Linked DNA regions of Homo sapiens: region 1 is linked to region 2. Evidence: chromatin loops called from intact Hi-C (ENCODE). Cell type or tissue: MCF 10A. All regions are shown on one strand.

Region 1 (8,000 bases), 260 kb before region 2:
TCCCTCATACAGACTCCCCACTGGGGCACTGCCTAGTGAAGCTTTGAGAAGAGGGCCACTGTCCTCCAGACCCCAGAATGGTAGATCCACTAGCAGCCTGCATCCTCAGCCTCGAAAAGCCACAGGCACTCAGTGCCAGCCCTTAAGAGCAGCCATGTGGGCTAAACCCTGGAAAGCCATAGGCATGGAGCTGCCCAAGGCTTTGTGAGCCCACCCCTTGCACCAGCATACCCTGGATGTAACATATGGAGTCAAAGGATATTATTTTGGAACTTTAAGATTTAGTGATTGCCCTTCTGGGCTTTGGACTTGCATGCAGCCTGTAGCCCCTTTCTTTTGGGCTATTTCTTCCTTTTGTGTATTTACCCAAGGCCTATACCTCCATTGTATCTTGGAAGTACCTACCTTGTTTTTGATTTTACAGGCTCATAGGTGGAAGGGACTAGCCTTGTCTCAAATGAGACTTTGGACTTTTGAGTTAATGCTAGAATGAGTTAAGACTTTGGGGGATTGTTGGGAAGACATGACTAGATTTTGCAATGTGAGAAGGACATGAGATTTGGCAGGGGCCAGGGTAGAATTATATGGTTTGGATCTATGTCCCCACCCAAATCTCATGTTCAATTGTAATCCCCAGTATTGGAGGTGGGGCCTGGTGGGAGGTGATTGGATCACCGGGGCAGTTTCTCATGGTTTAACACCATCTGCCTTGGAGTTGTCATTGTGATAGTGAGTTGTGAGATCTGGTTGTTTAAAAGTGTGTGGCACCTCCACTGTCTCTCTTCCTCCTGCTCCAGCTATGTGAAGTGCTGCTCCCCCTGCCTTCCACCATGATTGTAAGTTTTCCTAAGGCCTCCCTAGAAGCTGAGCCAGCATCATGCTGTACTGCCTACAGAACCATGAGCCAATTAAACCTCTTTCCTCTATAATTTACCCAGTCTCGGGTATTTTTTTTTTTTTTTGAGGCGGAGTTTTGCTCTTGTTGCCCAGGCTCAAGTGCAGTGGTGTGATTTCAGCTCACTGCAACCTCCGCCTCCCGGGTTCAAGTGATTCTCCTGCTTCAGCCTCCTGAGTAGCTGGGATTACAGGCATGCACCACCATGTCTGGGTAATTTTTGTATTTTTAGTAGAGATGGGGTTTCTCCATGTTGGTCAGGCTGGTCTCGAACTCCCAACCTCAGGTCATCCGCCCGCCTTGGTCTCCCAAAGTGCTGGGATTACAGGCATGAGCCACTGCGCCTGGCTGGGTATTTCTTTATAGTAATGTGAGAACAGCCTAATACATCTAGCTGAAGGTTTGTTGATTTTGTTTATCTTTTCAAAAAACCAACTTTTTCATTTCATTGATTTTTTGTACTTGTTTTAGTCTCAATTTTATTTATTTCTGCCTTGATCTTTATTGTTTCTTTCTACTAATTTTGGGTTTGATTTGTTCTTTTCTAGTTCTTTTAAGTACATCGTTAGGTTGCTTATTTGAAACCTACTTTTTTGATGTAGGCATTTATTGCTATAAAATTCTCTCTTAGTACTGCTATGCTGTATCTCATAGGTTTTGGAAAGTTACGTTTCCATTTGCATTTGTTTGAAGACATTTTGAAGTTTTCTTCTTAATTTCTTTATTAATCTGTTGATCATTCAGGAGCATGTTGTTTAATTTCCACGTTTGTGTAGATTCCAAAATTCTTCATGTTATTGATTTCTATTTTTATTCTGTTGTAGCCAGAAAAGATACTTGATATGATTTTGACTTTTTTAAATTTGTTGAGACATGTTTTGTAGCCTAACATATGTTTTATCCTGGAGAATGTTCCATGTGCTAATGAGAAGAATGTGTATTCTGCAGTAGTAGGTGAAATGTTCTATAAATGTCACTAGGTCCAGTTGGTCTAGGTGTAGTTTAACTTCATTGTATCTTTGTTGATTTTCTGTCTGGATGATCTGTCCATTATTGAGAGATGGGTGTTGAAGCCCCCTGCTATTATTTGTATTATAGTCTATCTCTCCTCTAGATTTATTAATGTTTACTTAATATATCTGGGTGCTCCAGAATTGGGTGCATATATTTTTAAATTGTTACAGCCTCTTGCTGAATTGATCCTTTCCTTTATCATCATACAGTGACCTTCCGTGTCCTTTTTTTTTTTTTTTTTACAGACTTTCACTTGTTCTATTTTGTTTGATACAAGTATGGCTACTTTTTTTTTTTTTTTTTTTTTTTTTTGCTTCCATTTGCGTGGAATGTCTTTTTCCATTCTTCACTTTCAGACTATGTGTGTCTTTATAGGTGATTTGAGTTTCTTGTAGGCAATATATAGTTGGATCTTGTTTCTAAAAGTTTTTCACTCAGCCATGCTTATATCTTTTGGTTGGAGAATTTAGTTCATTTACATTCAGTATTATTATTGATAGATAAGGACTTACTACGCAGTATGTCATTACTTGGTTTCTGGTTGTTTTGTAACTCCTCCCTTACTTCCTTCTTACTGCCTTTGTTTGTGATTAAGTGGTTTTTCTCTGGGAGTATGTTTTAATTCATTGCTTTTTATTTTTAGTGTATCTATCATAAGTCTTTGCTTTGTGGTTACCATGAGGCTTACCAAAGCCATAGCTGTAAGTTATTTTAAACATATGACAACTTAACTTTGATCACAAAGAAAAGGAAAGAATCAAGGGAAAAACTAAAAAACTCTACACTTCAACTCCATCCTCCCACATTTTGACATTTTGTTGTCTTAATTTACATCTATTTATCTTCCCTATCTCTTAACAGGTTGCTGTTAATATTTTCAGTAGATTTGTCTTTTAGTCTTCATATTAGAGATATGAATGGATTACATGTAACAATTACTGCATTAGAGCATTCTGAATTTGTCTACTTTTACCAGTGAGTTTTATACCTTCAAACATTTTTGGTTTTGCACATCAAAGTTTGTTTTCTTTCAAATTAAAGAACTCCCTTTAGCATTTCTGAAAAGATGGGTCTAGTAGTGATGAATTCCCTTAGCTTTTGTCTAGGAAAGACTTTATATCTCCTTCCTGTTTGAAGGAAAACTTTGCTGGGTACAGCATAGTTGGTTGGCAGGTTTTGTTTTTGTTTCCATTTATCCTGTAGCACTTTGAATGTGTCACTTAACTCCCTCATGGCCTGTTTGGTTTCTGTTGAAAAGTCTCTTGCCAAAAAAATCAGAGCTCTTTTATATGTTCTTTTATTTTTTTTCTCTTGCTGTTTTAAGGATCTTCTCTTTGTCCTTGACATTTTCAGGTTTGATTATTATTTGCCTTGGGATACTCTTATTTGGATTGAATATTGATATGGTTTGGCTTTGTGTTCCCACCCGTCTCATCTCGAATTGTAATTCCCATAATCCCCATGTGTCAAGGGAGGGACCTGGTAGGAGGTGATTGGATCATGGGGGCACTTATCCCATGCCGTTCTTGTGATAGTGAGTGAGTTCTCACAAGATCTGATGGTTTTATAAGTGTTTGACGGTTTCTCCTTCACACATACTCTCTCTCACCTGCTGCAGTGTAAGGGTGCCTGCTTCCCCTCCCACCACGATTGTAAGTTTCCTGAAGCCTCCCCAGCCATGTGGAACTGAGTCAATTAAACCACTTTCCCTCATAAATTACCCAGCCTCAGGTATTATTTATAGCAGAGTGAAAATGGACTAATAAAAATATATTTGGTAATTTCTGACCTTCTGTACCTAGATATTTATATCTTTCTTTAGATTTGGAATGTTTTCTGTTATTTCTTTGAATAAGCTTACTACTCCTTGCTCTTAACTCATCATTGAATGCCAGTGGCTCTTACATTTGTTCTTTTGAGATTATTCTTTATATCTTGCAGGTGTTCTTCATTCCTTTCTTTTTCTCCTCTGACTGTATTTTCCAATAGGCTGTATTTGAGCTCACTGATTGTTTCTTGCAATGTGAGAGCCTGTAATCCATTTTTCAGAAAACGTATTTCTGAGTTCCAGGATTTTTTTTTTTAATTTCAATCTCTTTGTGTTACATTTCTCTGATAAATTTAATTGCTTCTCTGTGTTATCTTGGATTTTGCTGAGTGTCTGTAGAACTGTTATTTTGTTCTTGATCTGAGACCTCACACATTGCTTTTCTTCTCCCTGACTCCTTGCTTTGTGCATTTGGGGATGTCATAGTTCCGTGTTTGCTGTTGTTTCTCGTGGATGTACATTTGTGGCTTTGCTTTAAAGGATTTATTATTTATCCCAGTCTTTGCTGTCTTGCTTGTTTTGTCTTTCTAAGGTATGTTTTCTTAGAGATTCTTTGCAGTAGCGTGTGAGTTCCCTTAATACTATTGTATATCAGTGCCTCCTTTTGGGCACTAGATGGCGCCTTAAGCCCAAGTTTGCCTTGGCTCTCACAAACATTGGAGCACTGCCTGTCAGATGGTGGGGGTGGCAAAGGGGATTACCCCAACTGTGTGGTAAGGCTGGCAAACGGTTTGTACCCAGAAAACTCATGGATCATACCTCCTACAGTGTGGTCCTGCTGAACAGCCACTCTGATATGGCATCTCTTTTGGCTGAAATAAAGAGGAGAATTTCAGGGCTAGGGTTTCTGTTCCTGCTTCCCCTCTTTTTCTGCCTTCATGATTTTTTTTTCTCCCTGCTAGCCCTCATGATATTATACTTCTTATGGGTTGAGGCAGGAACAGTTTTCCTGCAAGGGAACCCAAGATGGTGGGAAAGCTGGCTGTCCTCCTCCATCTAACTTTTTCCAATGAAGAAGCTGAGTCTGGGAGGAATTTTTCATGCACAGGGCCTGGCAGATTGCAGAAAAGGCATCATGCAAAGAGAAGGCTATTTCTCTTACTGTTTGCTTGGAGTTTTTCAGTTCTCTGTGGCTCACGGGTACTATCAGCCTCAGATTTGAGTTCTGGGATATTGCTGATGATAAGCTTTGTGCTAGATATTTGTTTTTGGCTTTCTGTGGGAGAGTGAAGCCAGATTGCTTCTACTCTGCCATTTTGGTGACATCATTGTCTCAATAAAGTATTTTTAAATTAAGGTATGTACTTTTTTTAAGTCATAATGCTATTGCACACTTGGTAGAGTACAGTATAATGTAAATATAACTTTTATATTTACTGGGAAGCCAAAATATTCATGTGACTTGCTTTTTTGCAATATGTGCTGTTTTGTGGTGGTCTAGAATTGAACCAGCAATATCTCTGAGATATGCCCATATAATTCAGCTGTTCCTTGAATTATGATGTGGTTACATCCTGATGAACCCTTTGTAGCTTGAAAATATCATAAGTTGAAAATGCATTTAATACACCTAACCTACTGAACATCATGGCTCAGCCTAGCTTACCTTAAATGTGCTCAGAACACTTATATTAACCTATAGTTGGGCAAAATCTAGCACAAAGCCTATTTTATAATAAAATGTTGAATATCTTATGTAATTTATTGAATGCTTTGCTGAAACTGAAGAACAGAATGGTTGTATGGTACTTGAGCTATGGTTTTTACTGAATGCATATTGCTTTTGTACCATCATAAACCTGAAAAACCGTAAGTGAAACCATCTTTTAAGTTGAGGACCAGCTTTATACATTTTAACGTACCACAGTCTACTTTCAAATAATCTTATCCCACTTCATGTGTAGTATAAGCACCTTACAACATTAAATTTTCATTATTTCTCCCCATTTCTCTGTTTGTTTCTTTGTTTTTTTTTTTTAAATTAGAGACAGAGTCTCGATCTTTCACCCAGGATAGAGTGCAGTGGCAAAATCTCAGGTTACTGCAGTCTCAAACTCCTGAACTTAAGCAGTCCTCCCACCTTAACCTCAAGTATCTGGGACTACAGGTGTGCACCACAATAGCTGGCTAATTTTTAAAAAAATTTTTGTTGCGACAAGATCTTGCTATGTAATTCAGGCTGGTCTTGAACTCCTGGGCTCAAGCAATTCTCCTGCCTTAGCCTCCCAAGGTGTTGGGATTACCGTTATGAGTCACCACACCCAGTCCCCCATTCTTTGTGCTATACTTTGTTATTATTTTTCTTTAGACAGTTATGTGTACATGTATATACACATACATATATGTGCACATGTGCATACACACATACACACATATAGTTTGAGTAGATAGTTTAGCACATTAAATCCTTCATATATATCTATTAAAAACTTTCTAAATGCCATTGAGAATCTGGGAGATTTCTTTAGTAGGTTCGTAATAGATATTTGCCTGTTATTAATACACCCACACACAAACACATACACACACCTATAAAGTATCCTGCTCTGGTTCTCTGATGGTTTCAGATTTATGGCTTTTTAAATTGTTAGAATAATTTTTGACTCATCATAAATTTTTTTGCCCTGTTTTCTTTTTTTCCTTCTTCTGGGTTTCAAATTACATATATGTTAGACCATTTGATAATACCCATAGCTGTTGGATGCTCTGATCTGCTTTTTCTCCTACTCCTTTTTTATTTTATTTTTTTATTTTTATTTTTATTTTTGAGACAGAGTTTCGCTCTCGTTGCCCAGGTTGGAGTGCAATGGAGTGATCTTGGCTCACTGCAACCCCTGCCTCCTGGGTTCAAACGATTCTCCTGCCTCAGCCTCCTGAGTAGCTGGAATTACAGGTGCAAGCCACCACGCCCAGCTAATTTTTTGTATTTTTGGTAGAGACAGGGTTTCACCATGTTGGTCAAGTTAGTCGTGAATTCCTGACCTCAGGAGATCCGCCTGCCTTGGCCTTCCAAAGTGCTGGGATTACAGGCGTGAGCCACTGCGCTTGGCCTCTTACTCCTTTTAAATTGTATTTCACTTTGTGTAATTTTGATTGATTTATATTCAGGTTTCCTGATTCTTTCCTTAGCTGTTCTAGTGTGCTAAGAAGTCCATCAAAGAAGTATTCATTTCTGATATTGTGTTGTGTATATTTTGCATTACTGTTTGACTATTTATTTATTGAGATGCAGTTTCACTCATGTCGCCCAGGCTGGAGTGCAATGGCACGATCTCAGCTCACTGCAACCTCCACCTCCTGGGTTCAAGCGATTCTTCTGCCTCAGCCTCCTAAGTAGCTGGGATTACAGGTGCCCGCTACCACACCCGGCTAATTTTTGTATTTTAATAGAGACAGGGTTTCACCGTGTTGGCCAGGCTAGCCTTGGACCCCTGATGTCAGGTGATCCGCCCACCTCGGCCTCCGAAAATGCTGGGATTACAAGTGTGAGTTACCGCGCCCGGCCCCATTTGACTTTTTAAAAATAGTTTTCTTGGCTGGTCGCAGTGGCTCACGCCTGTAATCCCAGCACTTTGGGAGGCCGAGGCGGGCGGATCACGAGGTCAGGAGATTGAGACCATCCTGGCTAACACGGTGAAACCCCGTCTCTGCTAAAAATACACAAAAATTAGCCGGGCATGGTGGCGGGCGCCTGTAGTCCCAGCTACTCGGGAGGCTGAGGCAGGAGAATGGCGTGAACCCGGGAGGCGGAGCTTGCAGTGAGCCAAGATCTCGCCACTGCACTCCAGCCTGGGCGACAGAGCAAGACTCTGTCTCAAAAAAAAAAAAAAAAAAAAAAAAAAAAAGTTTTCTTGGCTGGATGTGGTGGCGCTCACTGGTAATCCCAACTACTTAGGAGGCTGAGGCAGGAGAATCGCTTGAACCTAGGAGGTGGAAATTGCAGTGAGCTGGGATGGGGCCACTGCACTCCAACCTGGGCAACTGAGTGAGACTCCATCGCAAAAAAAAAAAAGTTTTCTTTTTTTCTGCTGAAATTCTCCATCTCTTCATGAATGTTCATCTTTTACATTAGAGTCTTCAACATATTAATCATGGTTATTTTAAAGTTCATTTGTGATTATGCTAGTACTGAGTTATCTGTAAGTCTGGTTCTATTCATTGTCTCCTGAATTTTATTTTTTCTTTTTGTGTGTCTTATACATTTTGATTGAATTCTAGATTATTACTTCTAGACTTTTTTTTGTTGTTGAAATCTTGCCAAAT
Region 2 (8,000 bases):
GAGAATCATTTAATTTATGCAAGGCCAGGGTTCACACTAAACAACCATGTGCCCCAATTTGTTTCACAGAAATGGTTCCAGGAGACCACTGCCATTTCAACCCCTGCTCAACAGGGATGAATTCAACTGCATCTTTGCCCACCAGTTGTATATGAAGACATTCTTTCATCCCTGCGGTTTAGTGCTGGTTGCTGCACAGGACTAGCCCCTGGTATTAGCTGAGGAGATCACCAGCAGAATGGGTCCCATCATTCCTTTCCACTGACTAACTGGTTGGCTCTTCTTCTTAGTAAGGGAGAGCCTTTATGATTAACTGTGCTAGCATGAAAAAACTCTAGTCTTGTAGGTAAGCCCACTATAATTTATAACCCCACTATAAAATATTATGGCTTCTCTCTATCACACACTTCAAAATGCACATGCTACAGTAGGTCCTTGTATTAGTTACCTATCGCTGCATAACAAATTATCCAAAACTTAGTGCGTTAAAAGGTTTATTATGTCCCAGTGTCTGTGGGTCAGGAATCCTGACATGGCTTGACTGAGTCTTCTGCTTCAAGGCCTCTCTCAAGATCTTACCCAGGGCTGTAGTCATCTCCAGGCTAGACTAGGGGAGGACTTGCTTCCAATCATGAGGTATTTGGCATGATTCAATTCTTTGAGGGCTGTGAGACTAAGGCCCCAGTTTCTCACAGGCTGTTGGTTGGAGGTCTCCTTCAGTCCCAAGAGAGAGCACCAGCACGAATGAAGTCACAGTCTTTTGTAACCTAATCACAGAAGTGACATCTCATCACCTTTGCCATATTCTATTTGTAGAAGCACGTCACCAGTTCACATTTACGGGCAGGGGCTTACCCAGGGCATGAAAACCAGAAGGCAGGAATCATTGGGAGCCACTTTAGAAGCTGCCTGCCACCATCCGATGTATATTGTCACACTTGTCCTTATAATGATCCTCCAATGCAGCGTTAGTCCTCTCATTTCACAGATGGGGCAAGTTCTCAGACTTTAGTACTTGCACCTACTGACACATTTATCTTTAGTGACTCATCGTGTTCATTCATGTATGCATTTATTCCACGACTATGATGTGAAAGTACAAAATATTAGGTATGCTACTGTGCTAGGTGCCAGTAAGTTTTATTCTTGGTAAACTATAGGTGTATACAGCATCCTAGTAGTTCTTCAATGAGTATTTACTGAGAGGAAGAACTGTTCATTATATATGTATATATATATATGTATATAGTAGTGCCTAATTTATTGTGTTATACCAATAGTAGATGGTAGTAGTAATTAGTATTTATATTATTAAATATAAAAATTATATTTTATGTATTATAAGAATATAATAATTCTCATGAGTTGTTAATCTATTTTTATAATTTTAAAATATATAACTGGGAGTACTCTTCTGGTTTTTGAGGGTCTAGGATTCAATAACTTCTGTTTCAGAGATGAATAAATATAGATGAATAGTGGTTATGATATAGACGATGCCCCAGAAACTGAAATGGAGAATTTCATTCCAGTCCTATTTGTAGCCCAAACTCTATGTACAAACTACATGGGAAAAGCTGACATGTAACTTGAGTCAGCTCCACGTTAAACACACATTGAGTACCTGCCATAGGCATTAGCAAGGCTCATCATTGTATTGCTGGTGAGATCATGTACAAAAATAATTTTGCAAATTGAAAAATACACATAAATATAAAAGAATTTTTTAAATTGTTTGTGCTGCTTCCTTAACTCAGGGAAGCCTACAAGGTGCCAAGTTCTGTGGTAAGTGCTTCTTAAAATGTTACTTAATCCTTCTCACAACTGCTCTGAAAAGCAAGGTCAGAGCTCCTGGTTGCTGGTGGTTCAAAAAGGGTTCATTTCTGTCTGCTGAGAGGGCTCTGCGATCTGTGAGTTCGTGGTGGCCAAACATAGGGAGACTTCCAAGTGAAACCCTCGTTGATGACATAGTGAAACTGTGAGTTTATTGAAGTGGGAATACACCCCCTCCTAACTTACCCCACACAGAAACAGATCTGTGCAAACATGCTTGTCCTTTTTAGGATGATACAATAACTTTTGAGATAATGGAAGATACTCTGGAATCTTGGAAGTCAGTGAGAGGAACTACTGGCATAGTAGTTCTTGACTAACAGAAAGGCAGGAGTTCTCACAGACTAGGGTTAGCTGAGAGACAGTGATTTGGCCATCTCCAACCTATGCAATTACTCAGGGGCCAAAGGAAAGACAAGCCCAGTTTAATAAAACCCAACAGCAGGGATGTAGAGAATCAATAAATGTTGGTTGATGTCCACAGGGCAGCTTGGAAGCAACTGGAAGACCTTTTACAGCTGGTTATTTTTGAACAACAATCTAAGATGTATAAAAGCAGAAATAAAAATAACTGAAGAAAGGAGCCCTGACTTGCTGCCTTGAAATCATGAGTGTGCTGTGGTTGATTTGTAGCTTTTTGCAGTATGGTCAAGATGACCCCTGATTCAATACCTCCTTTTCCTACCACCTGCCTCCCCTGGGTGGGGGAGGGGAAAACCGTGCTAAAATATTCTATAGAACCAGTACTCTAAGAAGCAGCCTCTATAGCAACCAAGCAGGTAGGAGGTAGCTGCTGTAGTTTCTATCTTTTACCTTTTTCCTCCAAATATCCAGATTTCTAAGGGGTGAGAAAACACAAACACCAAAAACATCATTGGAATTTTGGATTAAAGACAAGACAGCTATCTGTCTTGTCTCATTTTTGATACACCAGCTGATAATTGGGCTATATCTGAGTCTAAAAATAACACATAGTACATTAAAATAATATTCCTTGGCTACAATTCCAAAGTGGTATTCTGGGATTTCTGTGCATTAATCCTGTAACAATAACAGGATTTGGGCTTTTAACTCCCCTGGTGTAGCTTTGAAAATCTAGCCTAAAGCAGCTAATGTTGCCGTTTAAATCATCCTCTCACTATCCTTAGGGAAATGTGGAGATTAAAAAAATGACAGCCCAACTGCTCAAATGACCTATACCTGGGAGAATAAGAGAAACAACCTATTTCCTCTCAGGAACTGGGCCGATCAATATAAATATTTCAAAAGGACCATCATGCAATAAAGGCCTTGGAATTTGTATCCTACATCAGAGCACCCTAGATATTTCCAACATAGACCTATCAGGTTTTCCACAAGGGAGGGAGACATTGTAACAGTTGAATAACTGGAACTGAACTGGGTTGCACGTGTGTGAGCCTCTGTGTGTGTGTGTGTGTGTGTTTGTGTGTTTAGGAAAGGAAGGGAAAGGAGGCCATTATTATTGTGTATGTTTCTGGTAAACATTCTTTTTTTCCCCTACTGAAACTTGGGCGTATCCCAGAAATTAGGTGCTGTTAATCGTGTCAGCTAAAAAAAAAAAAAAAAAAAAAAAAAAAGCATGTTCTAAAATATGCACACAGTTCTAAATTGAAGCTCTAAATAGCTTTAAATTGAAGTGGCAGGAGTTTTTCAATGATACCATTAATTGCATTTCATTAATTGGGAAAAAGAGCTTTTGTGTAGCTGTGGTTATGATGGGCTGGATTTAATCAGTGTAGGTACCACTAACAGGCTGGCACTGCTTTCGGCCTGCAATGCCTTTGAAATTCTAAAATGGAAAAGGAGGCCAACACACTGAGCAATTATTTCAGAACAGATTGCCCGTTAACATTTCATAATATCACCGAAATACATCCTTTCTGGGACAGAGACTTGCTTTGGCTATGAACATCCAAGAGGTGGCAGCACCCCATGCTCCGTTGGCTTTCTGCATCCCTCCAGATGAGAGCTCACCGCAGAGGTCTCATCATTGCGTCACCTGAAAGCCAGTTAGGAGGGCGGAGGTGGGGGGGAGGTGATGGAGGGAAGAGGTAGCGTTTTGTATTTCAGTTCTTCTGGAAGAGTTCAGGAAACAGCTGCATGGATTGTTTTAAATGGACTTGAAAAGGTTTTTCTTTTCTTTTCCTCCCTGAAATCTACTGCCCTGTGCAGTATCTCTCTATGAAGACCACATGAGTGCACTTACGTGTTCTCTGATTCACTCCCTGAGGGAGGAAGGAAGAGTTTCAATTGCCTGGGATCCCCTGAGACCTCATTTTCAATTCTCTGCACTTGTCTTTTATAAACACAGGAAGGTGGGATGAAGACGGCATTATTGACAATTATTTTTTGAGCATGTATGTGGGCAGGGCACTGACCACATCATCAAGAATGTGACACAGTCGGCTGCTAGGATAATTCTCTTCTTCCCTAACTGTTCCTCCAGGTCCCCCATACACATAGAAATCTCATGCTAAAAATATTTTACACAACAAATAGCTGTTGAGATCGCATCAAACCCTGAACAATAAGGAGCAATATAACCTTACGTGCTAGGTGTCATGTGCCTGATATGAGAAGCATCTGGTGACATGGGTGAAGGAGTGTCAGGGCTGGTCTAGCCTGGCCACTGTCCAACTATCTGTGGAAACTGGCCCTCGTCATGCTAGGAAGTGTGAGGGCAAGAGCTGGAATACACTGAGGCAGCCTTGCTGTTGGGGGTTATTGGCAGCTGTTGGGGGTTAGAGACAGGACTCTCATGGGTAAGTAGTGTGCAAAATGCCACAGGAGGCTGGAGCTGGGCTCAGCAACAGTCTAGGGTCCAGCACAGCTCAGCTGTGGGCCTATCCCCATCCTATCCAGCACAGGGACTTGGCCTCTGTGTACACCACTACGGCTGCTTGGCCTCACCTTCAACTCTGTGTACCTTTTCCTTAACTCATTTCTTCAGCTTAGTCTTGACCTTGACACCCTCATACCCTCTGTCCCATAGCTTTCCTACATGGCACCTGCTCTCTGGGTACATCTTTTTAGCTTCTGGTCCCACTAACAATTCAGAGACTATTTTCCCTGTATTTCCTGGTTAATTTTGAGGGAAGTGTGGAGGGGGAAGGGAAGGAGGAAGGGAAGAGAGACTCATTGGCTGAGTTAATTGCATTCTTCCTGTCTGGACAGAGCTTTGGAGGCCAGGCCATCTCCCAGGGGATGAGTTAGGCTCTGCTTGGCCACCTTTGAGTCACTTTTAGACCTGTGCAGGGCTGTCCCCCAGCCTGGGCTATGGGCATGGTTGTTCCCTTCAGGAGGACCGTGGATGTGGTAGACACCAAATTTGACATATTGTCCCTTTCCCCATACAAAGGAAGGCTCAACGATGCTGGATATCCTGCTGTCAGGGTACTACCCTGGTGAGTTGCTCAGACTCTAGGAAGAGAGAAAGGAACCTCTTTTCTTCTTTACAAGAAAGCAGTCATGAAGCTTGGAGAATACACATAAGAGTGATAATTTACACTCAATCTTCAATGATTCCAGAAACTTGGGGAAAGAGGTACAGATCCTTCATTTGAACCATGATGCCATGTATTTTGCATAGCGCAGCTTGGTTTGGACTAGGCTGAGGGAGGGGAGTGGCTGAGTTAGATACCAGTCTCCTTGTTATAGTCAAGTCTTCCTTAATAAGGTCTCAAGCTTGCATTTTAATCCAAAGACAGATTCTCGAGTGCTACCTCTTGGTGCTACTTCTAGGCGCCATGACATATTCAGCAATGAGCTCCTCACCTGTTGCCCAGTGCATTGGCAGCATCCCTGGTTGATGCAGCCAAGCCATCTGGAGCAGGGCAAGGGGGGCACACGGGGTATGAAAGCCAGATAGCTGCCAGATGCTGCAGTTTCTTGGCTGTGGCCTTGGCCTTCCTCTAGTCCTTTCACTATTATGCTGAGGGCATGTGGCAAAACAAGGCAGGCCCCACGGGCAGCTTATTTGCTTTTGGCTACTTCCAGTTGAGCCACCAAGAACTTGAGGAGCTTTTTCTTCTTCAGCTATTTTTCTTGAGAGCCTGAACATCCCCTCCATCTCTTCCACTTGTAGCGCTTGTAGTCAGCCTCAGCCATAAGCCACTGACAAGAGTGTATTAACTGCAGATGTGAGGATGAAGCAAGGGCAAACTATGGTTAGTTTTCAGAGGTGACTGAGCCCCTTCAACATATAGATAGGGATTTCCATATATGGTGAATTTTGTCACTAAGTGCTTGGCTTTGTGGCATCCTATTTACCAGTATTTGAAGCTTTTATTTAACAGTTTTATTATGTGGTTCTCTCTGGTGTTGAGTTTGAGCTCACTAATTAGATCATTAAGTTCCTTGAAAGAAAGACAGGGCTTCTATACTCCTAAGCATTTCCTGCAATGTGTAACACAGCACTGTCATTGTACAAGGAATTGGCACTCAATGGGTGTTTGTTAAATTGATTTGACCCAATCTCAATTTCATGTTCAGCTCAGGAGATTTCTTATTAAGTTCTAAGGAGTTTAGATCCTTTCTGGTCATCTATACCTGAAGGTATAAATTCATTTTGACCAATTTTCCAACTTTAATTTTCTCTTGTGCACTTCAGGAAGAACAGCACCCCAGACATGACTTTTTCAGGGACTTGGAATTCCAGATTTCCCCTGGGATTCAAGGCATCTGGGAGTTTGACTTCCTATTTTTTACTTTTCATCTCTGTCCTCTTGAAGTTAAGCATGGTGATGTGACTTACTTTGGCTAATGAAATATCAGATGTAATGTGTGTTAGCCTCCTCTGCCAAATTAATCTCCTTTCCTAGAAGGATAGGTGAAGTTATGCAGTGGTAACAACAGCTTCCAAAACTTAGTCGAGATTCTGTTTGACAGAGTGACTCAGGGACCCAATTGACAGACAGTCTGTCATCTCAGTGTGTGCTGCCGGGATCACTGTGGCAGGGGAAGCTGGCATGGATAATCGTTCACCAACTCTTAGCTAACTCTTCCACCCTGAAGTGACACACATTACAACAGATAGTTCATTCAAGAGGATGGAGAAGTGCAGTCCTTTCCTGGCTCTGGAAAGAACCAAGAGCCAAAAATACTTGTGACCTCTGTAGAACTGACCACACCTCCTCAGAGAGCCCAGAAGTTGCTGTGTTTCAGTTCATTCTTTAATAAGGCATGGGACGACCCTTGGGAATAATATAAATACTTTATCCTTTGAGGTTCACAGGAGTTAAGAAACAAACCCGTATTAAAGATGATTTATGTATTAATAATTAAAGATTAGATTTTTAAATATTATGTAAATATCAGGTTATTTTCCACCAAATCAGTGATCAGCAGTACTCAGTTGTAGCACTCTCTAAATGCCATAGAAACAGATGGCTGATGGAAGTGATTGGACGTGTTTAGAGTTGCCAGCCCTTTTCATGCTTCTGATGCTTCTTACACCTCACAGTCACTCAAAGGCCCAGCAGCTCAGAGCCCTTCTCCATCATCAGAGTCACTTCAGACTCCTGGGCTCTGGGGATCTGATCTTTATTCCCTGCCCTGTGATTGACTCTGTCAGTCACAAAGCAAGACTCCAGGTTCTTCAAAAGCAAACAGGGAGTCATCCTGCCTCACTTAGTGGTCCTGTGTTCCACACTCACTCGATAACTTCCCTCCTTCCAAAGATACAATTCTAGGCCAGGCTCAGTGGTTCATGACTGTAATCCCAGCCAGGGCAGGGGAGGCACTTGAGGTCAGGAATTTGAGACCAGCCTGGCCCACGTGGTGATACCCGTCTCTACTAAAAATATAAAAATTAGCCAGGCATGGTGGTGCACGTCTGTGGTCCCAGCTACTTGGGAGGCTGAGGTGCGAGAATCGCTTGAACCCAGGAGGTGGTGTTTGCAGTGAGCCAAGATCGTGCCACTGGGCGACAGAGTAAGACTCTCTCAAAAACAAACAAACACAAAACCAAAAACAAAGATACAATTCTAACCATAAGAACCAGGAGTTTATTCACAAGTGTAATGAGTTTAGTAGTCAATGCTCTTTTAGCCCAAGTCAATGGACTATTATTCCAACATGCCAAGTAAGAGCCAACCATGATATGATTGAAAGAGCTTTTGCATTAGAATCTAAAGACTGGTTCAACT

The links. Peaks named below come from ENCODE experiments on the same cell type or tissue, not always from the same donor. Only the 100,000 strongest peaks of a DNase experiment are listed, where the experiment ranks them.
Region 1: it touches region 2 in a loop (8-fold over the local background); 19 of 110 quality-filtered maps call a loop at or near these places.

The regions. Positions count from the first base shown.
Region 1 is chr4:128,187,130-128,195,129 of GRCh38, forward strand. All of the region lies in intron 15 of LARP1B (La ribonucleoprotein 1B), which reads left to right. Among named protein-coding and RNA genes, the nearest start is that of PGRMC2, 97 kb to the right of the region's middle. In MCF 10A, a CTCF peak has its summit at 4,348 (motif pointing right); a DNase peak (open chromatin) is centred at 4,392.
Region 2 is chr4:128,450,667-128,458,666 of GRCh38, forward strand. All of the region lies in intron 1 of LINC02615 (long intergenic non-protein coding RNA 2615), which reads left to right. Among named protein-coding and RNA genes, the nearest start is that of LINC02615, 27 kb to the left of the region's middle. In MCF 10A, CTCF peaks have their summits at 3,759 (motif pointing right) and 3,958; a DNase peak (open chromatin) is centred at 3,805.